3 separate regions of the Homo sapiens genome follow, and all the other regions are linked to region 3. Evidence: chromatin loops called from intact Hi-C (ENCODE). Cell type or tissue: dorsolateral prefrontal cortex. All regions are shown on one strand.

Evidence for each region. Peaks named below come from ENCODE experiments on the same cell type or tissue, not always from the same donor. Only the 100,000 strongest peaks of a DNase experiment are listed, where the experiment ranks them.
Region 1: it touches region 3 in a loop (10-fold over the local background); 3 of 110 quality-filtered maps call a loop at or near these places.
Region 2: a loop joins it to region 3, with 5 times the contacts of the local background. A loop is called at or near these places in 3 of 110 quality-filtered maps.

What each region holds. Positions count from the first base shown.
Region 1 is chr9:126,271,111-126,279,110 of GRCh38, forward strand. It overlaps LOC101929116 (a long non-coding RNA gene), which reads right to left and starts at 4,805. Exons shown (of 3, transcript NR_121584.1): 1 at 4,737-4,805; 2 at 1,133-1,290; 3 at 1-882. In dorsolateral prefrontal cortex, no CTCF peak of the experiment used is centred here; DNase peaks (open chromatin) are centred at 4,791 and 5,199; H3K27ac peaks cover 2,869 bases.
Region 2 is chr9:126,293,976-126,301,975 of GRCh38, forward strand. No RefSeq gene overlaps it. Among named protein-coding and RNA genes, the nearest start is that of MVB12B, 29 kb to the right of the region's middle. In dorsolateral prefrontal cortex, a CTCF peak has its summit at 4,582; DNase peaks (open chromatin) are centred at 2,166, 3,886 and 4,666; H3K4me3 peaks cover 1,570 bases; H3K27ac peaks cover 5,936 bases.
Region 3 is chr9:126,225,261-126,233,260 of GRCh38, forward strand. It overlaps LOC105376275 (a long non-coding RNA gene), which reads right to left. Exons shown (of 3, transcript XR_930357.1): 2 at 1,505-1,679; 3 at 829-973. Among named protein-coding and RNA genes, the nearest start is that of MVB12B, 98 kb to the right of the region's middle. RefSeq lists a silencer at 3,821-3,900. In dorsolateral prefrontal cortex, CTCF peaks have their summits at 3,795 (motif pointing left) and 3,995; DNase peaks (open chromatin) are centred at 2,395 and 3,781.

The sequences.
Region 1 (8,000 bases), 46 kb after region 3:
TGGTCCCCTCAAAAGCCTCAGTCCTTGAGTATTAATTTGCTCCCCACGTTCCACTGCTTGTTCACTAGGCACTAGGCCCAATGTGTCAGCTAGGAACACTATCCTGAATGTGCAGACTTAGCCACCCTAACTGGGGCCGCCTTCCCCGAAGGATCCAGCCTGCCCCTATACATTTATGGCTTATGGGGGCTGACCAGAATGGGTGCTTCCCATAGACAGCTGGCTCCTGAGAATGGAAGAGGAAGCAGCTGAGCTACCCAGACCCAGCTCCTGCCCTCAAGCTTCCCTACCAAGCACATCACCTCCCACTTCCAAAGGCAGAACCCAGGGAGCAGACAGAGAGGCCAGGGGTGCTACCCAGAGGGACCTCTCTCCTCCTGGAAGGAAACACCAGAAGTGAGGAGAAGAGTTTCTCCCAGCACACTCATTGAACACTGTGCACCAATCAAGCCCAAAGCTCTACAGAATCTATCTCATTGAGTCCCCACAATGATCCTATGGAGATCAAGTCTATTCACATTACCATTGAGTTCTACACTTAAACCCAGAGAAGTGAAGCAATTTGCAACAACTACTAAAATAATTTTGTGCTTCCAACCAACTAATTCAGCAAGCATCTCTGTTCTGCCATGTTCTTAAGTTGATCCCAATGGCCCTTCCTCCAGAAACAAGAGCAAGGCTATGTTGAGTGCCAGTGAGCACTGGTGGGTAGGAAGGTTAGTTCTTCTTCCTCTGTTTCTCATTTGCCATGGAGCCCCCATTGATCCGCACCTGGTCTTCAACATCATCACCCATGTGAAGCTTTGCAAGGCACAGGGGGCCCAGATATCTCCCACAGGTCAATCTTGGGTAATTCTGGAAAGTCAGCCCCAAACGTTGCAACTGGAAACAAAATTTTGTTTTAGAAAAATAAATCTGACATTGTAACTCCCCTACTGAGAACCCCTCTATGGCACCACATTGCTCTTAGGGAAAGTTGCAACTGTTTAAAATGGCCCATGAGGTTCTGCCACATCTGGCACCTGTTCACCTTGCTAGTCTCCACCTCCTAATTTCTTTTTTTAATTGAATTTTAAAATGTTTATCAAAGTACATGTATATGGTTTAGAGTCAAATAGCAGCATGAACTTACAACAAAAACAATAGTCTCCACTATGTCTTCAGTTTCCTCTCCCACAAGACAGCCACTTTACATGCGTTCACTGATATCTTCTGCTATTTACCTTTGTACTTCAAAACACTGGTTTATACTGCTAGTTTCACATTTTTAAAGAAAAATCTGTTGGCTTTCTAGTAAAAAAGAAGAGTATTTAGTTATCTTACACCACACCACACATATCCCCCTCTTCCCATCCTTCCAACATAGTTACATCACAATTTTTGTTGAGTACTCAATATTTATATAAGAACTATATAAATATTGACCATAGCTGAGCCATGTAGTGTACTATTAATATATGCTTTTCTTGTATGATTTTTGTTTTTTTCCAGAGTTAATAATTGCTTCGTTTTTATCATTTGCTAGTTTTCACCCCAGTTTTTGCCTTTGCCTTTCTGTGGGATCTCATTTCCTGGATCCCATGCTTTTCTCTTTCTTGATTTTCTCCCTCATTTAGCTGTAGGCGTATGTCTTCCAGTAGCATCTTGAGAAGGAACACATAAGAACTAACTTTACTTTTTATCTTGCGTATCTGAAAATGTGTTTATTCTACTCTTAGGGACAGTTAAATTATAGCTACATGAGCTTCAGTATTCTTGGTTGGAAATAGTTTTGTCTTATAATTTTTAAGTCTTTGTGTCATGTAGCTTCCAGGGTTGTTATTGGGAAGGTACACTGTTCTGGTTCCCAATTCTGTGTATGTAACTTTTTCCTTTCAGGAAATTTCCAGGATCTTCTCTTTATACTTGGTGTTCTGAAATTTCACAACAATATGCCTAAGTGTGAGTCTTTTTTCATTGGGCTAGAGTGTTTCCTTCCTTCCATCCTTCCTTCCTGCCTTCCTGCCTGCCTGCCTGCCTGCCTTCCTGCCTGCCTTCCTGCCTTTCTTTTTTCCTTTGAGACAGAATCTCACTCTGTCACCCAGGCTGGAGTGCAGTGGCATGATCACGGCTCAATGCAGCCTCAGCCTCCCGGGCTTAGGCAAATCCTTCTGCCGCAGCCTCCCGAGTAGCTGGGACCACTGGCACATGCCACCATGCCCAGCTACTTTTTAAATTATTTGTAGAGATGAGGTCTCCCTATGTTGCCCAGGCTGGTCCTAAACTCCCGGGCTCAAGCGATCCTCTCGCCCCAGCATCCCAGTGTTAGGATTATAGGCAGGAGCCACTGTGTCTGGCCTGGAATGTTACCTTTCAATCCTGAAATTCAAGTCCTTCAATTCTGGGAAATTTTCTTGTATTTTTTTTGATAATGTTCTCCTTTTTGCTTTCCCTTCTCTTTTTCTAGAACACTTATTAGCATCATGCTAGAACTCCTGAATTGATTTATTTCTTCTCTCTTTCTTGGTCTCTGATAGTTGGCTGTTGGACCTCCTGGATTGATTCTTTAATTTTCTCATACTTCATACCCTACTTAACAACAAATTTTCTTAGCTGGGCAACATGGTGAGACCCTGTCTCTATAAAAAATACAGAAAAATTAGCCAGGCATGGTGGCACATGCCTGTGACCCCAGGTACTTGAGAGGCTGAAGTGGGAGGCTCACTGGAGCCCAGGAGGTCCAGGCTACAGTGAGCCATGATTGCACCACTACACTCCAGCCTGGGTAACAGAGCAAGACCCTGTCTCAAAAAAAAAAAAAAAAAGGAAAAAAAATCTGTTTTTATTCTAATTTCTGAGTTATCTGAACTTTATCTTCCAACCCTTTTGTGTTATCTCAACATTCCCTTAAGAAATATATACGTAACATTTAAATCTTATTTTATGACTGCAGTGCCTTCTCGTATCTTTCAGGGGATGTTATTTATGGGTGTTTATTTAAATGTATTGTCTCTTTTTCCTCCTAGTTGCCTTTTTCTATTTTCCTGAATCTTTGGTCTCTGGCTTTCATTATAGAGTTTTCCACAAATATCTGGTGACTCTTGACTGCCTGTCATTCATGTTTAAAAGTGTGGTGTAAGAAGCTGACCGGGGCTGGGCGCAGTGGCTCACGCCTGTAATCTCAACACTTTGGGAGGCCAAGGCGGGTGGATCACCTGAGGTCAGGAGTTCAAGACCAGCCTGGCCAACATGGCAAAACCCTGTCTCTAGTAAAAACTAAAAATATAAAAATTACCTGGGCATGGTGGCCCTTGCCTGTAGTCCCAGCTACGGGGGAGGCTGAGGCAGAAGAATCACTTGAACCCAGGCCAAGATCACACCACTGCACTCCAGCCTCGGCAGTAGAGAGAGACTTCGTTTCAAAAAAACAAAAAACAAAAACAAACAAAAAAAAGCAAGCTCTATGCACCTGGGTGGGGCCCAAGGGTGACCAGGCCGAGACTGGAGATTTCATTAGAGGGTTTCAAATCTCAAATCGTGGTCCCTGTAGACCTTGTCCCCATGCCAAGTGGTTTCCCCAGAAAAGAATTCTCTAGTCTCCTGACCTGGAGAGGGAGGGAGACATGGGAACAGCTTGAAGCCCAACTGCCCACATCCCGTAAACAGCGTGGGAAGACAAGGTGGGAATCCCACCCTTTAATTCTTTAATTTGTTTTCCTCCCAGTTTTAGTCTGGGTCTCACTCTTTCCTTTGCGAATGCCCCAAATCCTGAGTCGCCTCCAGTCAGCTTCTCAAAGAGTCGACTTCTTCTGCTGTGCTGGGAGGTATAGTTGGTCGCCTGGCTAAATGAGGCTTCAACCTGTCCGCTCCTGTCGCTCCCTCTCTCTGACCTGTGGTCCTAGCTACTCAAGAGGCTGAGGCAGAAGGATTTGCCTGAGCCCAGAAGGTTGAGGCTGCAGTGAGCCATGATCATGCCACTGCACTCCAGCCTGGGTGACAGAGTGAGAGTCTGTTTCAGATAAAGAAGTGCCAGGCTCCCATGTTTGAGCCTTTCCCAGGTTCCCAGGTCCCAGGGGCTGGTTGCTTTGCTCCTGGCAGGCTCCCCTTCCTGCAGGCTGAGATGTCGGCTTTCTCTGCTTTGCAAGTCCCTTACCCTCATCCATCTGCCCTCCGGCTTCCAAATCTTGTTAAAATCTCCTGTCTGCTTTTGTCTCCTCTCCTCTTCTCTTTATTCTGTGGGTTTATACATTTTAAAATTCCACTAAAGTCCATTTTGGTGAGGTTTCAGGAGTGAATAGGAAAAACACATCTTCAACCAGCCATCTTATCTCACATTCCTGACATTTCTCCATGGTTTTCTTTGTGTGAGCAGCATCAGCTTCCTCTCCAGTTCTCAAGCATGCCAGCGTCGTCCTGCCTCTGTGCCTTTGTGTGTGCTGCCTCCCCTCCTGGAACATGCTCCCCTCCTTTCACCTGCTTGTCACCTGGCTCACAGTGACTTACCAGACATGTGTCAGCTTAAAAATCGCCCCTCAGAGAGGCTCCCCCAATCCCGGGCCTCCTGCCTACCTAAAGCAGTTCTAGTGACTAACTTATCACACACCAGCGCTGCTGCTCCTGAATCTTCTGTGGCCCATTCTTTCCCTCTCAGACTCAGGCGGTTTTCAGAAAGAGATAGAGAAGCCAGGAGGGCTTCCTTCCCGGAGCCCAGAGCGCCCTGCGGGAAGCCCCTCGGGCCTGGGCCTAGTTTCACTCACCCTCTGCACCGATGCCTGGCTGCTGCCCTGAGTAGCTGAGCCCGTCCCTGGGATCCCTTCCAACTGCTGGCCAAGAGCGAGAGGTCAGCTGAAACAAGGCCTTCTCTTTGTTCTCCCAGCCTCCCCAGGCATCCTGGATCTTTTCATTGCACTCTCTTTTTCTCTGTTCCTGTCACTCTCTGTGTGTCTCTCTCTATCTCTGTTTCAGTGTCTCTCTCCCTGGCTCTGTTTTCTCCTCTCCTCCTTCTCCCCACCTGCCTTCTCTTCTCCCATTCTCTCTCTTCTTTTCTGTCCACCCACCTCATTTCCCCTTTGTCTGTCTCCATGTTCCTCCCACGCCCTCCCTGGCTCTGGCTCTGAGGATCCCTCTCTCTCTCTCCCTGGCACCCATGCACTCAGAAGGCACCTCCGCCTCCTTCCACTGCCTCTCTTCAGGTGCATGGCTGCCAGGGCCTTCCTGCAGTGAGGCCCAGGTGTAGTGTGGCCCGGTGGCCGGCCGGACCGCCTGCTGTCTCACACCCTTGTAAGGTTACTATTTATCTAGTGCAACCGAAGTTGGCGCACACATCTGGGGCCTGGTACTTAGTGCAATTATTTATGATTTCCACCAAGATTTAAAAGCTCATCGCCGGCCTTGTAATGCAGTAACTGATTGCGCTGCTAATGTAATTAAGAAAAGATTATGATGTCCACGTGGCGTACCAGATGGTGGCATTCATAGTAATCGGCGTGCACAACTGGCAGACAACTGCACAAGGGCAGCCGAGCGGAGGCAGCTGGAGACCAGCATCTTCCTCCAGTCACTCAGGAAGGAGAGGAGGCTGCTGGGAGTGCTGGACAGGGAAGGGTGGGGAGGGGAAGGGGAGGAGGAGAACCCAAAAGGAGAGGAGGGGTCCAGCTCCCCTGATCTGTGGCTCCGAAGTGGGTTCTGTTATTGCACACACACACATGCACTGATAAAGTTTTGCTCATACACATACACTCAAGGGCACATGCAGACACACACACATACACAGATGTCCATGAATAAGGGACTCTTGCCTTCGTGTATTCAAAAACTTAGACTGTCTCGTTGTGCTAAGCCTTGAAAATATATCAGTAAATAAAACAGTGATTCCCTTCCTTGTGGAGCTCAACAGATTAGAGAAGGAAAACCCATTGATCAAATAACCACAAGAATACATGAAAAGTTGAATTGCATTTAATGTTACAGAGAGAGGTGGGTTGTGTTATGATGGCTTCGTGGGGCGTTTGACTGGGTCGGGGAGTTCAGGGAAAGCTTCTCTGAGGAAATAACAACTGAGGTGTGATCTGAAGAATGAATAAGAGCTAACAGGTGATAAGAGAAAGGAAAGGTGTTTCAGCAGAGGGAGGATGTGCAAAGGCCCTGGGGTTAGGGCGGAGAGCACAGCTAATACACGAGTCTAAGAAAAATCCAAGGCAAACTTGAAGAAGAAAAACAAAACTGTATGCCAAGACTTTTAATAAAGCTATGGTAATGAAGGCAGTGTGGTATTGGTGCAAGGGTGGACAAACTGACCAATGAAACAGAGGAGAAAGTCTGGAAACAGACCTACACATACATGATTCCTGTATGTAGGACAAAGACAGCACCATCGTCCAATGGGAAAGGAGTGATCTTTTCAGTAAATGGTGCTGGGTCCGTTGGAGATCCATAACAAAATAAGTGTGTCTTGACCCCTATCTCACATCATACACAAAAATCTATTCCAGAATTTTGCAGAACTAAATGTGAATGGTAAAACAATAAAGCTTTTTTTTTTTTTTGAGATGGAGTCTCGCTCTTTTGCCCAGGCTGGAATGCAGCAGCACAATCTCAGCTCACTACAACCTCTGCCTCCTGGATTCAAGCAATTCTCCTGCCTCAGACTCCCGAGTAACTGGGATTGCAGGCGCGTACCACCATATCCAGCTAATTTTTTATATTTTTAATAGAGATGGGGTTTCACCATGTTGATGAGGCTGGTTTCAAACTCCTGACCTCAAGTTATCCACGTACCTCAGTCTCCCAAAGTGCTGGGATTACAGGCATGAGCCACCGTGCCTGGCCCAGCCAACAATAAAGCTTTTAGAGGAAAACATAGGAGAACAGCTCTATGACCTTGGAGTAAGCAAACATGTCCTAAACAAGTCACAAAAAGGCTATGTAAGAAAAAAATTATAAATTGAACATATTAAAATTTAAAAATTCTATTCCTAAAATATACCAGCAAGAGAGTGAAAAGCTAATGGAAACAGTGGGAGAAGATGTTTACAACTCATTTAATGAAGAACTTAGATTCATAAGATATATAAAATTTGCTACAACTCAATAACAAAAAGACAAACCACATTTTTTTAATGGGGGAAAAAACTTTAACAGGCACCTCACCAAAGAAGATATTCAAAAGGCCAATACACATATGATAAGGTGCTTGACTTCATTAGTCATAAGAGAAATGCAAACCAACTAAAATTACAAGATACCACTGCTACCCACCATGATAGTTAAAAAGATAAAATATCAAATATTAAAGAGGACATGCAGAACAAGAACTCCCATGCACTGTAGGTGGGTACTTTGGCAAATTCATTAACTGCTAAAGCTGAATATATGCACACCTGTGGCCCAGCAATTCCACTCCTTGGTATACACCACACTAAATATTTATCATGGACATGTACTAAAGTGTCCATAGTTGTACTATCTATAATAGTCAAAAACTCAAAACTACCTAAATGCCCATAAATAATAGAATGAATAAATTTATCAAAATAGATAAATTGTGGTATATTCACACATTTAAATATTATACAAAAATGCAAATAAGCAAATTACAAAAGGGTCTGATATCGTAGAACCTTGGAGAGACTTGGCCTCAAAGACGCCATGTGTAAGGGAAAGTGGAAGTGGCACATGGGGCTTAAAACAAGGGGGTTGACTGAAGGCTGGTGGATAATGCTATCTACTCCTAGACCTCCTAACCCTACTCCTACACACAGAACACCCAGAACTCTAGTGTCTAGCCACAAGGCAAGAGGTCAGAGGGTTCCTCATTGGAGAAAGCCCCAGCAAAAAAGACTACCTCATTCTAGCCCTACCTCATTTGGGGTCTTTGGCTCAACTACTCATGTATGCAAGGCTCCCAGTCAGCTTTTCATTGCCTGCCTCTTAAATATAAACAGATAACCAAGATAAAATAGAGAAATCAAGTGTATAAACAGAAAACGTGAACCCAGAGGAAATCAAGATAACATGCAAAG
Region 2 (8,000 bases), 69 kb after region 3:
CCCAAGACAACAATTTGGGGCTTTAGCCTGAGAACACTGGGAGCCACAGATGGGTAAAGGAGTGATGTGATCTGATTTGACACGATGTCCCTGGCCGTCTCCTGCAGCACGTGGCCATTATTCCAATACAGAAGTGCCAAGGTGGACTGGGACAGGAAAAGGGGAGGAGACATCTTACATTGTGTCAGGGACTGTGCACCAGCAACCCATGTTTTGCCAAAAGAATGCTACTTGCAACCGGTGTTAAACCAAGAAGCTGGGTTCCATTCATTCATTCATTCACACATGCATGTGTTCTTGTATCTACCATCATATAGGCCTCACGGAGATAAGAAATAAACCCGATCCTGCCATCCAGGGGTGTACTGTCCAGTAGAGGAGGAGGAAAGGGAAGGGGCAGGAGCTGGAACCAGCATTTATGGAGCGCCTGCTGTATGCCTCACAATCACCCACTGAGGGAGGTACTTCCCAGCCCATTTTATAGACAAGGAAACTGAGACTCGGGGTGAAGCCACCGGTCCACATTCTCACAAAGGGCTCCAGCCCCGGGGGCAGAAAGGTTTCAGAGTGACAGAGAGCAGCCTGAGCTCCTCCAAGGGTAATTTCAATCCTTGTCTTCAGGCCCAGCAAGGTTCTGAAGTTCCCAGAAAGGATGAGACCCTGGGGGATTGTCTGAGGGCCCAGCGCTGCCTCCCCCTCAGCTGTGATTAATGCCTGACAGTCCCTCCACTTGCAGGGAACTCATCAGACTAATATTTCCTGATGTGAACTCCGTGTCGCCCTCGAATGAGAAATCCCAGCCCCTTCACCTTCCGTGCCCCAGATGAATGGGCTCCCATCCCGAGTCCCGTGAATGATGCAGCCCACATCTGCAGAGGGAGCTCGATAAAGACCCTTTATCAGCAGAACCATGGCTCCCCATGGCCAGCCATCGGACCCCAGCTCCCCTGTCACGCTACTCCCCTGGAGCTGACCCTGGACTGCCTGCCAGAGACAGGGAGGCAAGGTCAGTGCCTAGCAGATGGGAAGAAAGGGTTCCGTAAAGGAGGGATAGGCCTTCTCCAGCCCTGCCTCCCATAGCTGGGACTCTTGAGGATCAGAGGGAAGGGGCGGGGTCTGCCAACATTTTGTGGTGAGCCCAAGGAGGGCGTGAGCATGTGGCCAGGCTAGCATCAGATGCCTGCTGAAGGCAACCTAGAACCTCCAAAGTTCTGTGGAGTGGAAATGGAGGGTGTGGAACCAAGTGGTTCTAGGAACAGAAACACCAGTGGTTGGTCTAGTGGTAAGAGAAAATAGAAACGATACCCAGTATCATGTGTTGAGTGCTCGCCATGTGCTAGGCATGGTGCCAAACATCAATATGCATTGTTGCCCCTGATCCTCACAGAGCCTCGTGTGAAAGGAGGTATGATCCCCTTTTACAGGAGAGAAAAGTGAGGCCTAGAGCAGTTAAATGATACTCTGAGTGGAGGTGTCAAGATTCAACCTTAGATTTCCCTAGCTTCCAAGCTGTGCTTTTAGCTATTCATCATGCAGACATTCAACTGCTATTTGTAAAATGCCATCTTTGTGCCTAGCATTGAGCCAAGTGCTGGGACTACACAAGGCAAACATGGTCCCTGTCCTCCTGGAGCTTGCAGTCCTGTGGGGAGCTGACCTCCCACAAGGGGACTGTGGTGCTTCAGTGAGAATGTGGGTGAGGCCTGGGTGCTCAAGGAGAGTCTCGCCAAGGAGAGGGAAGCACCTTATCTTGCCCTTAGCACAGTGCTTCCTAGGGAGAAGCCAGTCCAACCCCTAGTGTGGGTCCTGAGAACAAGTCCTCCTTGAGGTGGCCAAAGGTGGAAAGAATCCAGGGCTGAAAGTCAAAGCACTGAAGGCCAAAGCCAGGAAAAAGAGAGCAGCCATCCTGCCCAGCAGGTGCCCATGGGCTGATGGCAGAAGTGGAGTTGGAATGTGGATGGGACAGAATCAACCAGAAGGAAACCAGGGGTCTCCTGCTCGAAGGGGGCGGCCAGAGCTGTGTGGACCCTGGCTGTGGGGCAGCTTGGGCTGGCCTCCAGATGGAGACGGAGAAGATGGATGTCCACACCCGAAAGGGATCTCCCCGCTGAGGGTGCCCCCCGCCCCGACCACAGGATATACTTGGAGTCAGGTACACAGCAGGTGATCCATCTGTGGGAGGCCCCGAGCCAGAGGCTCAGGGAGCAGGTGTGACTCAGGGGTGAGCTGGCATGCGTGATGAAGGCGGCTCAAGCCCCAGACAAGCAGCGTGGGTTCCAGCTCAAGCTCCAGGCCCTGCAGGAAGAGGGACAAGGGTAAGAGCCAGATCTAAGCAGACCCACAGCCAGAGCGGAGGGTGCTAAGAGTAACATTGAAGGTCACCTGCCGATGGTGCTGTGGCCAAGCGGCCACTCTCCAGTCAGTAAGGGTGGGCCTGGGGCTCCCACTGGGAAAGGCAGGGTAGGCAGAGCCACCCACCCACGCCTGGGGCTGCCAGGAGCTGGAAGTATGGGGTGGGAAGAGCCTAAGCCCTGGCTGCAGAAAAGCTCGTCTCTCCCCTGCATTTTACCTGTAGTTTGGCTCTAGGACCTCATCGTGTGCAGTTTCCTGTATTGTAAAGGATGGACACATCATGCCCTCTGACCTGCTCCCTCCCTGAGCCCCACCTGCGCAAGGCTCCACCCTGTTTCTGAAGCTGCCTTGAACCTGACCCTCAATTCATCCTTGACCCTTACCCTGTCCCTGACCCCATTCCTGAGCCTCACTCCATCCTGAAATTTCTTCCATCTCTGGGCTTCAGCCCCTCCCTGTCTTTTCACCCCTTCCTCAGTCCACTCCAGTTCTAAGCCTCTCTCCTCCCACATCTGGTTACCCCATTTCTGACTCCCGCTCCAACCCTGCCATCCCACACCCTACCCCAGATCCTTCCCCATCCTTCCCGCCCACACTGCCTCTGGAATGGGGTTGGGATTCAGCAAGGCTCTGGGAAGAGAGAGGAAGGTATCTGTTGTTCATATTCCTTATAAATTATTTCAAAGCTGACCGGGCGCGGTGGCTCGTGCCTATAATCCCAGCACTTTGGGAGGCTGAGGCAGGCACTTGAGGTCAGAAGTTCGAGACCAACCTGGTCAACATGGTGAAACCCTGTCTCTATTAAAAATACAAAAATTAGCCGGACCAGGTGGTGGGGCCTGTAATCCCAGCTACTCGGGAGGCTGAGGCGGGAGAATCACTTGAACCTGGGAGTTGGAGATTGCAGTGAGCCAAGATCGTGCCACTGCACTCCAGCCTGGGCGACAGAGTAAGACCCTGTCTCAAAAAATAATAATAATGATTATTTCAAAGCTGAGAGGTTCCTGTTTTCTTTGGGTGGGGGGGGGCAAAAAAAAACAGGTGGGAATTTCAAAATCCACTTTATAAAACAGGTGGGAATTTCAAAATGACCTCATTAAAATGCCAGATATAGTATCAATCCATAGCTTGAGACACCAGAATAGTGGTCCCCCTTGTGCGAGGAGGGAGGATTGAGACTGGAGCAGGACACAGAGGGAGGGGGACTTCTGGGGGCGAGTGATGTGGTTTCTGGAGTTGGATGTTGGAAACACAGGTGTATTCGGTTGGTAAGATTCATCAAGCAATATATTTATTATTTGTGCACTTTTCGGTATCTATGCTATACTTCAATAAAAAGTTTTTCTGTAATGCTCTGTAGCCTGGGCAGATTGGACCCTCAGGGCAACAGAGCTGGCTGCTGGGTCCCTGTAGCAGTGGGGTCATGCCACGCTGGGGGCACGCCACCCTGGGGGCCTTCGGAAAAGCAGAGTCTGGTTCTCTGCTCCCAGGACGGTTTCATCCCAACGGGATGCTGACGAGGAGCCCCCACCCGCCCTCTGCTCAGCCACACACCCCATTGTCCTCTGGGACCTTGCCTTGGTGCCAGCTGCCTTTCCTACCCTAACAGCTGTATTTTTCAGGTACAATATGACAGGCTCAATCTATTCCTGTTATATATTTCCCAGTAAATGGACAAGGTGAAAACAGTGTCAGTTCAAATCACTATCATGACACTTAATTCTGATTTACTGTACCTTTTGCTGCAATCTTGAAAGTGCCTGCATCTGTGGTGAGCTGGATCGCCCAGCCAGGCCCCACGGGGTCGACGTTAAGATCAGCTTCAATAAAAGAATTTAGGGTAAGGCAGCCCCAGGTGGGTGGGGGGCAAGCTGGGGCCCAGAGGACCAGCCAGCGGAGACGCTGAAGCTGCTGCTCTTCCACACCTCCCTCCCTCGACTCTTTGTCCCCAGCCCTGTGTTTGCAGCAGCTGGGAAATTTATGGAGGCTCCATAAACGGGTTTTACAGACAGCTGTTAGAGCGTGCGGAGCAAGGCTTGGCTGTCGGGGGACCCAGTCGCAGGCTTACAGCCAAGACACTTAAATATTATGGCCCCACATATATAAAAAGTGTGCTGCGCACATCCTCAGCTGCCTCCCTCCTCCTGACCCAGGAGCACGGGGTCTGGCCAGAGAATAGCAATGCTCGCAGTTGCTGGCTCGGCAGAGACAGAATGCCCGCTGCAACCCCTTACCGCAGCCCCTGCAACCGCCACCGGGAAACTCTGGCAGGGCTGGGAGCAGAGAGATTCATCCAAACAGCAGTGCCAGCGCGTGCTGGCCCCCGCCTGCCCCTGCTCTCCGGGCCCACTGCGCCAGGCTCAGCTCACCAAGTTCTCTTAGCCTCACGGCCTTGCTCCAGCTGTTTCTACTGCCTTGAAAGCGCTCTTTCTTTCTCCCAATCCCCTAGCCTTTTCTTGGCCAATTCCTACCTACCCTTCCAGAACCCGGCCTAAATGGTGCTTTCTCAAAGGCACGGTCACCACCCTTCAGAGTCAGGTCTCCTCTTAGAAATGCTCATAGCCCCCCGGACTTCTTCATAACATTTATAACAATTGTAATTAAATAATTATTGGTGTCATTATCTGTTTAATATCTGTCTTCCCCACTGGACAATAAACTCCGTGAAAACAGGGACTCTATCTGAATTATCCCTACTGCCTTGTGCAGGGCCTGGCACTCAGTGAATATGTGATGAATGATGGCACGCCTGAATGAGTGAATACGCAGCGATGAATTCCACACAACCCTCAGACAGAACACAGCAAAATGTGCTCAGTTCCTAAGAGCAGGAGAAGGATTCCTCAAAGAGAAGGCACTCTACAAGGGGGAATCCAGACAGGCTTCCAGGAAGAGGCACCATCAGCCCTCATAGTATAAGTAAAGCGCTTTCATTCAGAAGCCCCAACCATGAAGCTTAAAATGTGAGACAGTGAGTGAGTCCTTTAGTCTCGGTGAGCCTCCGCTTCCCATCTTTAAAATGGGACTAATGATGGTTCCTACATCATATGGTTATTGTGAAGGTCAAATGTACTTAGCACAGCACATGTAATAAAAGTTCTTTAAACTATATCACTAGTAAATATAGCTGGAGCTTGGTAATGCCAGGCAATGGGAACAACATATATGAAGGTATTGATGAGGAGTAAAAATCATTCTCTGCTGCCTCGGAAGCCATGCCTTGTATCTCAGAAATTCAGCCTGAGCTATTTGACCAGGGGAGAGTGTCTGACCTGATAAGAGCCAGTGATAGGTGGCTGGTCAGGGACCTATGACCTAAGGCCAATGAGATTTCCTCTCATGGGTGATTGATTGAAGAGACATGAGAAGAATTGGCAGGAAGAGCAGAAACTGTAAGTTCCATGATGAAAATATCATGGCACAACAAAATAGAAATTAAGTAAGTGCAGGGGTCAGAGAGAGCCAGTCCAGCCCATCTCAAGCCTTATGATGGAAGTCTTATTTTTTTCTGTTGGAGGAGGCAGCATAGTAGTGCAATTAAATTCGACTTCTCGCTCACAAGCGTACAAGCTGTGTGACCTTGGACAGAATACTTAACCTCTCTGAGCTTCAATTTCCTTGTTTGTAACATAGGGATGATAAAAGCATTATCTCAGAAAGTTGTATGGATTCAATGAAATAATGTGGTGGACTATATTACCATTCACTGGTATCCTCACCAAGACCAACCAGCCTGGTTTCAAAGATATTGTGATTGCTTAAGACTTGGCACTACTCCAGGGCCTCTAATCTTTTGTGGATAGAAAACAGGCTGAGAGGCCGGGCGTGGTGGCTCATGCCTGTAATCCCAGAACTTTGGGAGGCCGAGGCAGGTGGATCACCTGAGGTCAGGGGTTCGAGACCAGCCTGGCCAACATGGTGAAACCCTGTCTCTACTAAAAATAAAAAATTAGCTGGGCGTGGTGGTGCGTGCCTGTAGTCCCAGCTACTCAGGAGGCTGAGGCAGTAGAATCGCTTGAACCCAGGAGGCAGAGGTTGCAGTGAGCTGAGATTGCGCCACTGCACTCTAGCCTGGGCAACAGAGTGAGACTCCGTCTCAAAAAAAAAGAAAAGAAAACAGGCTGAGAAATATGCCTAACCCGCAAACTGAATATATTCTCCAACATGGAGAAAGGATAGGTGGAGACTATGAAAATTGCCAATATTCAACCATTTTGGTTCACAAAAGCTGTCCCATAGAGTTCAACATTAGAAGAGGAAGGATCCCTCAGGATCCAAGAGCCCTGGAGAATGCAAGACTAGGGCATTCCTCCCGGGAGACAGAATCAGGACCTGATCAAGGAACATTCCCCGTGCCCAGTGAAGGAACCCTTTGAAATGTGGGTCCAGCCTGATTTCAGAATTTCTCCAGTGCTCTGACTGCCATGTGTCTCCCATTCTGGTCCCTTCGAATAGAAGTGTTTAACTGAGATTGCCCTGTTCCATTTCACCACAGCATATTGAGTCTGTGGGTGGGAGGTAGCCGGTCTTTTTGGTTCATAGATCTCTGAACCAAAATGAGCCAGTTATTTCCTCTCCCTAATGAGTTTCAACTTGATCACAAGATCACACAAGATCCTGGACTTTGGGCTTCAGCCTGAACTAGTGGCTGGATGGAACTTTGGATTGCTTGCCTGGAGGTGAACATGTTCTACATGTAGGAGGTAGAGGGAATTGAACATGTGGTGACCAGAAGAACAGGGCCAATCCAGATTTTTTTTGGCCACTAATGCCCTAGCCCATTGAAGTCAGTCTTCGCCACGTAACTCACTTTGACCAACAAAATGTGAGTAGAAGTGACATGTCACTCTAAGCAGAAACTGCTAGAGTCAATTTGTATTTGGCCACATTTTCACATTTTCTTTCCTACTAAAACAACAAACACAACCAGCAATGGTCCAGACAGAGAATGCTCCAGCGGCCTGGATTCTGGAAGAAAAAAAGTGAATTGCCAAACCCTAGCCAACTTGACCTGGACAGTAGCATGAGTGAGAAATAGACACTGTAAGATCCTGGGATTTTGTTACTGCAACATAGCTTGGCTTATCCTGACTGACCCAATCACTCAACACAGAGCCTGGCTCAAAATAGGTGTCATCACGACTTTTTTCCTATCTCTCGAAAGCCAGATAATCATATTAAAATTCCTGGAGACACACATAAAGTATGAGTTTGGTTTGGTAAATAATTAAATGGAACTAGAGTGAAGCCTACATGGAGGGGAGTAGTTAACAATAAAAGTGAGAAACTGAGGCTGGGTATGGTGGCTCATGCTTGTAATCCCAGCACTTTGGGAGGCTGAAGTGCGCTGACTGCTTGAGGCCAGAAGTTCGAGACCAGCTTAGGCAACAAAGTAACACTCTGTCTCTACAAAAAAAAAATATATATATATATATATATTATATATATATATATATATAAATTAGCTAGGAGAGGTGGCATGCACCTATAGTCCCAGGTACTGAGGAGGCTGAGGTGGGAGGATCACTTGAGTCCAGGAATTCAAGGCCACAGTGAGCTATGATCACACCATTGCACTCCAGCCTGGGCAACAGAGACAGGCCTCCTCTCTAGAAAATAAAAATAAAGCGAGAAACAGAGGCCAGATT
Region 3 (8,000 bases):
GAGTTCGAGACCGGCCTGGCCAACATGGCAAAACCCCGTCTCTGCTAAAAATACAAAAATTAGCCGGGCGTGGTGGCAGTTGCCTGTAATCCCAGCTATTGGGGAGACTGAGACAGGAAAATCACTTGAACCCGGGAGGTGGATGTTGCAGTGAGCCAAGATCATGCCACTGCACTCTAGCCTGGGCAACAGAGCAAGACTCTGTCTCAAAAAAAACAAAAAAACAAAAAAACAAAAAAACAAGAAAAGAAAAGACCACATCAGATTGGTCCATGTCCTTGTCCACAGGGTGACCAGCCCAACAGGTCAGAGAAGTGAGGCTGTAAGATGGGATCTAGGGTCCTGTGAAGTGCATGGTGAGATCCCCAGGACATGCTCAGGCAAGATGGGGAAATGTGGGATGGACAAAGACACAAGCAAATAACCCCACGACTACAGCCAATGTCCACGGGTGGGTGGGGGTGGGATCTCCACGGAGTGCCCCAGGCTCCATCCTGTTCAGCTGTATTTCACTTCCTTGTGCACGAAGGTAGAGGTGGCACCTTCGCAGGTCCCACAGAGTGTGAGCAAGAGAGCTCCGCTGGGTCCAGAGCCCAGGCAAGGAGAGAGGAGCCCGGTCGTGTCAAGGCAATGTGTCCAGGACCCATAGGGGCTCTCATATTTGAGTCCTAGACACGGAAAGGAGAGAGTCTCAGGCTACCCAGGGTGTGTGGGAAAAGGGGCCATGGTGGGGGGAGAGGGAGGGGCCACTAAAGGGGCTTTTCCTCTGCTGCTAAGCACTTTCCTTGCAGGCTCTGTGACACAGGACGAAAGTGGGGCTCCCGCAGGTTGCAGCACCTGTGCATGGTCACCTGGTCGATGAGCAGCAGGGCCAGAGCACCAACCCAGGATGTGCCGCTGTTCTAGGCTGCCTCCCATCTGGGCAGCAGCCTCCACAGCCTACAGACTAGCAGGGTTCATGGTTTTTTTCTACCTGGAACAGATCACAGAGTTGGAAGGGAGAGGAGTCACCCCCTCAGCCCTGGGGCAGCCCCCAGCACTCTCCAAGAACCCCGGGGCTCTGGGCAGCAGAGTTTGAGCACTGGGTCTAGGGTGAAGTGAACAGCCCAGGTGGCTGGTTTTGCCTCTGTGAGAGCAGCCCAGGAGAGCAGCCAGCCGAGGAGCTGCCTGAAGCTGGAGGGGCCAGGCTGGCTGACCAAGGAGAAGCATCGGGAGCAGCCGAGAGGGGCTGCACCTGATGCTGGGGGCAGGAGGGGGCTGCGAAGAGCTCCCTGTTGCTGACTGCCCACCTCTGCAGGGCTGATTGGAGGGGGGAGTAGAGGGAGCTGGGGGGTAGCACATAAAGGCTGATTCTGAGGAAGGACCTTCTCGGAGTTAGAGTTCTGCAAGGATGAGTGAGTTTCCCATCCCTGGAGATGGCCAACTGGGTGAACCCTGCGGGGAGAAATTACAGAGGGAATCCAGGCATTGCTGGACACACTGGGCCTTCGAGGGTCCTTGCAACCTGGAAATTCTGTGATGCTGTTGCATAAGCTGTTCCCACCATCTGGAATATGCCGTTTCCTCGAATTCCACCTCCACACTCAAGTCAAACCTTTCCTCTTGCAGGGTGTCTCCCCAAAGCCACCCGTCGTCCCTCATCTCATTTTCTCTGGCTCATGCGTTGTAAACTAGACACCCTATGGAACAGAAGAGAGTCAAATCAAATGCAATTGCAGGAAATTGACTAGAACCAGGGAAAACAATAGCACACACTTGTATAGCACCCACTAGTACCAGGCACTGATCCCCAAGTACACAGACATGGACCTGTTTAACCCTCACAACCATGATTGGCATAGGTATCGTGTTGGCGCCATGTTCCAGATGAGGGCAGCTGGAGACCAGGAGGAGAAGTGACCTGCCTAAGGCAATGCAGCCAGGGCCAGGGGAAGAGCTGGGATTTGAACCCAGGCAGTCTGGCTCCGGAGTCCATACTCTGAATCACTGCCTCGAGGCTGTCAGGACGATAACATGAGCCAATGCTATGAGAACACAGAGCAGAGCCGGCACTTAGTAGGCACTCGGCACTCCCGAGGCCCGTCTCCCTTTGTCTCTGCCCCTGAGTGTGCCCACCACTGTCCCTGCCCTGCCCAGCTCTGCCGCTCCCTGCTGCTCATCCTCTCTGGCTTTGTCTAGCTCTCCCTGCCCCTGTGTGTCACTCTATGTCTGCCTCCCTGTTCTTCTCCCTCCCCTGCCCTGTCTTTTGCTCTGTGTCCTTGTCTGTCCTTCTGTCCTCTCTGTGTCTTCCTGTCCCTTTCCCACCAGCCCCCACCGCGTGGACCCCGCTGACTCGTGCTTCTGCTTTCCCCGTATCCCTGGCGCCTCTCATCATCAACGCGTCCTTTGTCTTTACAAGCCGGCCTGGTCTCTCTCCATCTCTCCCTCCATTTACGAGCCTGTGTGTTAGTGGACAGGGCAGCCGATGGAGGCCACTCACTAGTGACCCATCTCTGTGATCACCTCATTATTTATCACCAGGGACGCCAGTGTTTCCATAAATTACCCCGACCTGGAGCTGCCCGCGCTGGAATCAATAGTCGCCTCTCACCTAATACCCAATTATTAATAATCACGGGGTGAAGGGTGGCCAGACATGGCCAGACATGGCACTCCAGGTTCTTGCCTGGCAGGGGGAGGGGCGGGCTGGGAGGGTGCTGGACCCCATGCTGCAAGATGCCAGCACAGGGCAAGAGGCAGGGCCTGGAGAAGGACAGGGTCCCCACATTCTCTCTAGGACTGGGCGATAAAATCTGAGCCATGGTTCCACCCTGAGGGCAGAGGGAGACACAGAGCCCCATCTTTAGGGTCCTCTAGTCTGAGGACAGGAGACCTGGCCAAGCAGTGAAGTCTGCCCTTTTAGGACCCACCGGGGCCCCTAGCCATAAGGGTGCACCTTCCCCAGAGAGGAGAGCTTCATCCTGCGGGCAGACGAAAGACTACCAGAGGCAGGTGCTAGAGTGGGGCTTTGGTTCCACCACGGCACGGGGGTCAAGAGGTGATTTTCCAGCCCTGCCCCCCGGCCCTGCAACACACACTTGGAGCCCTGCAGGTACATCTGGGTAAAGATCTGAACCTGCAGGAGCTGGTGCTTGGTGGGGTGGAGGCATGGCAGGAAGGACAGGAGGAGGAGCAGGACACCTTAAGGGGATCTACACCTGCTGGAGCCCGAGGCTGGGGGCTGGGGAGCGAATCAGAACAGCTGTCCATACACATGATGGTGGGAGAGGCAAGGCCAGCGGAGGGAGGCCAAGCCCTCAGTGTATCCTGATACCCAGATATACACACGCGCTCAACCACTGACTCTCCCTTCACTGCACCAGAGGTTCAATGGACGGACACACACACACACAGAAACACACCTCACATGCACAAACCAGCGGCATGAAAACACTTTTGCACCGAAGGCATTCTTACAAAGCAGACAGTTACATACACACACACATGGACACCTGCATAGAGTCACTGATAAACACAGATGCGTGAGGGCACCCACACACACCCACACGCAGAAATACAAGTGCATGTTTAGGCCTATGCACACATACACCCCAGATATCCCCCACACACACAAACACACAGGCACCTACACACGCTGACACAATGCACACTTGCAGCCCATCCTGCGCGCACACCCTTTTGTGCACACAGTGTGCACATGCAGCGACGCGGCCTCTAAGGGCATCTTGCGGAGTGAGGCTGAGGCTTCGTTCAACTCCTCCAGAGCCCAGTCGGTTCCAACACTGCCACCATGTGGCCTCAGGTGCACAGTGCACAGGCCATGAGGCTGGAACACCCGGCCGGTGGGGAGGAGGTCTGGCCCCAAATCTTGGGTCCCTCCATCTAGTTGAGCCGGACTGCCATTTGGCCACTTCCCAGTGAAACCGAACACAGTCCTGGAGAACTGGGTCAGACTGTGTGACAGCTGGAGCCTGCTACTGTGTGCCATTGCTGTCCATCCAGCAGGGCTGGCACCATGGCCTGTCTTTGCAACCCATGGCTGGTGACACGTGGTAGGCAGGCGGCCCCCATGTTAGTGTAGACTTGGTGCGAAGTTGTTTAAACTCTCCCAGAGAGACTGGGGTTTAATCCTGACCTGCAATGTAATCATTAGTTCACCCATCACAGTATCGAGGCTGTAATCTGTGTCGGTGTATGATGCTAGGTTGAAATTATGGTGAGCAACAGACAGTTGCCTCTCCTAAATGTCAGGGGGCCCAACACTGAAGAGATAACACAACAAATATTTATCAGGTTACACCATAGAAAACTGACATTGGTGTAGGTCTAAAATGGTCAACCACTGGCAGAGTATTCACGCAAGATCCTTTGATTCACCCTAATGATGGCAAGTGTCATACGGTTACAGAACAGGGCAGTGGGGCTTAACCTGGGGTTGGAATGGCAGGGAAGGCTTCCTTGAGAGGAACTTGACTCTAAGCTGAACTTGAAAGGGTGAGTAGTGATGAAGTTGCTCACAGGGTGGGAAGAGCTGTGCAAAGGCCCTGAGGCAGGAGAGAACTAGCATATTGTGGAAACTGAGAGAAAGCCAGTGTGCTTAGAACCCAGCACCAAAGGTGAGGGGCGTGAGTAAAGCCAGAAGGATTGGAGAACCAGGAGCTCCAGGCAGGATCCAAAGTTTAGGGCTTGGGATTATTTAGTACTTGGGACTTTTTTCCTCCCAACAGCACCAGGGAGAGGCTCGCTGAAGAAGAGTGTAAGCATGGGAATGTCATACTCAGCTTGGTGATTTCAAAAGCCCACTCTGGCTGCAGAGTGGAGAAGGACTGAGTGATGGGGTGGGGAGTACAAGCTGTTACCCACATCCAGGTGAGAGATGGCAGTGGGGAGAAGTGCACAGAGCCAAGATCTTGGTCCAGCTGCTCTCTGAGTCCAGGTTTTGTCCTCTGTAAAGTGGGCTGTAATTTCTACCTTGCAATGAGGATGAAGTAAGAAAATGAATATAAAGCACTTGGTAGGTGCCTGGCACATAAGGAGTACTCAGCAAATGGCAGCTGTGATTCCTCATCTTATCATCTTATTATTAGAAAGCACAGAGGACCTGTCCCCCTGCCCTCGCTGTGGGCTTCCAGTGGTCTGTGCCACTCGGGGCCAAGCTCACAGATGGCGCCCAGAGCTCGTGGAGGCACAGATGTTCTCGCTTTTGTTCTCAGAGGCCCTGGAGCCCTCAGGTGCCCCCATGCTCCTCAATTTACACTCAAGGTCTCCCCAGGCATAAGCACTCTTAGGGAATTGGTGCCTGGGAGGACCTTGCCAAGGTTTTCTCTCCTCCTAGATACTGCAAGGAGCTGAGGCAGACACCCAGCCACACAGGCCTGCCAAGGACGTTCATGATCTTGTAGAGATGGGGAAACTGAGGCTCGGGACAGTACATCACACACTGAGTAGCAGTGCTGGGATTTGAGACCACCCTGACTCCCAAAACTGTGCTTTTTAATTTTTTGATCCGAGGTTCAGAAACTTGAGTTAATCACACATCTCAGTTCCCGGCAGACTATTCATGCAGGATCCGTCTCCTGACTTGTTATTACTAAAAAATCGATACATGTCAATCATTCCCAGAGCCTTATTTTGTACCCGGCTCAGTGACAGGGCCCGCGCGGGTGCATCCACAGGTGGTTCAGCGGCAGGTCCTATCCTTGGGGAGCATGTGAGCTGGTGACAGTCAACTCTGGGCAAAGAACTTCCACTCTCCTGGCCGGAAGTGCTGATTTAAGGAATTTATCCAAGAAAAACAAGGACGAGGGTCTATAAAGGTGTTTGCATCAGACTAATAATAAAGATTTCATGCCCTTCAGTGAGGAATAAATGCATTATGATATATCAGTCCAGTGGAACATTATGTATCTATTAAAACTGGTGGCAAGAGCGTTCCTTTATTGATGTGGAAAGATGGCTACACTTTGTTATTCAGATTTTTAAAAAAATAGGTCATATAACAGTATTCATAGAGATTTCCATTTTGAAAAACATAGATAATACATGCATATATTTTCTTTATTCTAAGATGCACATTTTTTAACATTTGAACATTTCTAAAATCAGGATGTGCATTGCAATTAATGGATATGTTTAATGCATAGTTCTTTTCTCCAAAAGAGCCGTGTAATTAAATCAGTGATGCATCCCCCAGTCAGTGTTGTCCCAGAATCAAGAAAAACATATATATACGTACACACATAGGACAAATTCCAGAAAGACAGCAACCAAAATGCTAAAAGTCATTAAATCTAGGTGATTTCCACTTTCTTCATCAACCTTCTGTACTGTCTGGGTTTTATAAACTGAACACGAATTATTTTTATAATTAGAAAAAAATCCCCCATTTCCATATTGAAAAACAAAACAAAGTCTCAGGTCAAAAAAAGTCCAAGCTTCTCATACACAGCAGGCCAGAATACTCGCTAAACAGAGCCCCAGAAGCAGGGGACGGGAACCAAGGGGACTTGGCAGCCTGGTTGTAAAGGAGCTGGGCTTCCTAACACAGGAGGGATCTGGGTAGATGGGGAACAGGTTTAGACCCTGCAAGCCGAGGAGACAGTCTAAAAGGAGGCCTGGGGATCCAGAGCATTCCCTTAGGGTCTGGAGGGAAATAGTGTGACCGAGGCCAGGCAGATGGCAGTGGTGGTAGTTAGAATAACAACCCTAGCTGACATTTATTGAGTGCTTACTCTGTGCTGGGTACTGCTCTAAGCATTTCATACGCATTTCCTTATCGTAACAGACTGCCTTGTATCCCCGCAAGATGCATATGTTGATGTCCTAACCCCCAGTGTCTTAGAGTGTGATCGCATCTGGAGATAAGGTCTTTAAAGAGGTGATAAGGTTGAAATGAAATCACTAGGGTGGACCCTAATCCAGTATAAGTGGAGACTTTATAAGAAGAGGAGATTAGGACACACACATCAACAGACAGAAGAACAGGCAAAAGCACAAGGAGGAGAAGACGGCCATCCACAAGCCAGGAAGAGAGACCTCAGAAGGAACCAACCCCTGCTGGCACCTTGACCTCAGCCTTCTAGCCTTCAGAAGAGTGAGAAAATACATTTCTGTTGTTTAAGACCCCCAATCTGTTGCTCTTCGTGATGACAGCCCTAGCAAACTAATATACTTCCTTACCCCACAACAACCCCGTGGGGGTGGTTGTTTCAGTTATCTCTTGCTGCGTAACAAGCTGCCCCAACACTTTGTAGCTCAAGATATCAATAATAATTTGCTTTGCTCTGGAGCTTGGCAAGGTCAGCTTATCTACACTCTGCATTGCTGGGCAGACGACATTCAGGATGGCTCATGCATGTGACTCACATGACAAGCTGGTGCTGTGAGCCAGACACTTATTGTGGCCTCTCCATGTGGCTGCTCGGCCTCCTCACAGCATGGCCACTGGAATCCAACAGTGGGCATCCCAAGAGAACCCGATGAAGTACGTGGCATTCTTAAGACCGAACCTTGGGAGTCTTGTAGTGTCACTGGTGCTACATCTATCAAGGCAGTGACAAAAGTCCTCCCAAGTTCAGGGCAAGGGACCACTGTCTCCACTATCCCCTGGGAAGAGTGGCAATGCTCTTGTAAGAAGACCTTGTGGGATGGGATATATATTGTAGCTGACATCTTTGGAAAATGCACTCCATCATGATAGGTACTGTAATTATCCCCATGTTACAGGTGAGGAAATGCAGGTGGAGAGAGAATTTAAGGGACAGGCTAAGATCATGCAGCTTGTAAGTGGTGGCATTGGGTGGGTTGGTGCTGGATCATGAAAGGCCTTGAATGCCAAATCCAAGGTTGAGGTTTAAAGTCGGTGCACAATAGAGAGCCAGTGAGCTTTTGGAAGCAGAGAATGAAATCATTAGGTCTGTGTTCAAGGAAAATCGTTCTGGCTGCAGGATAGAAAAAGGAAGAAGGATAATCTGGAGGCAAGAGGAGGCCGGGGCCACAGT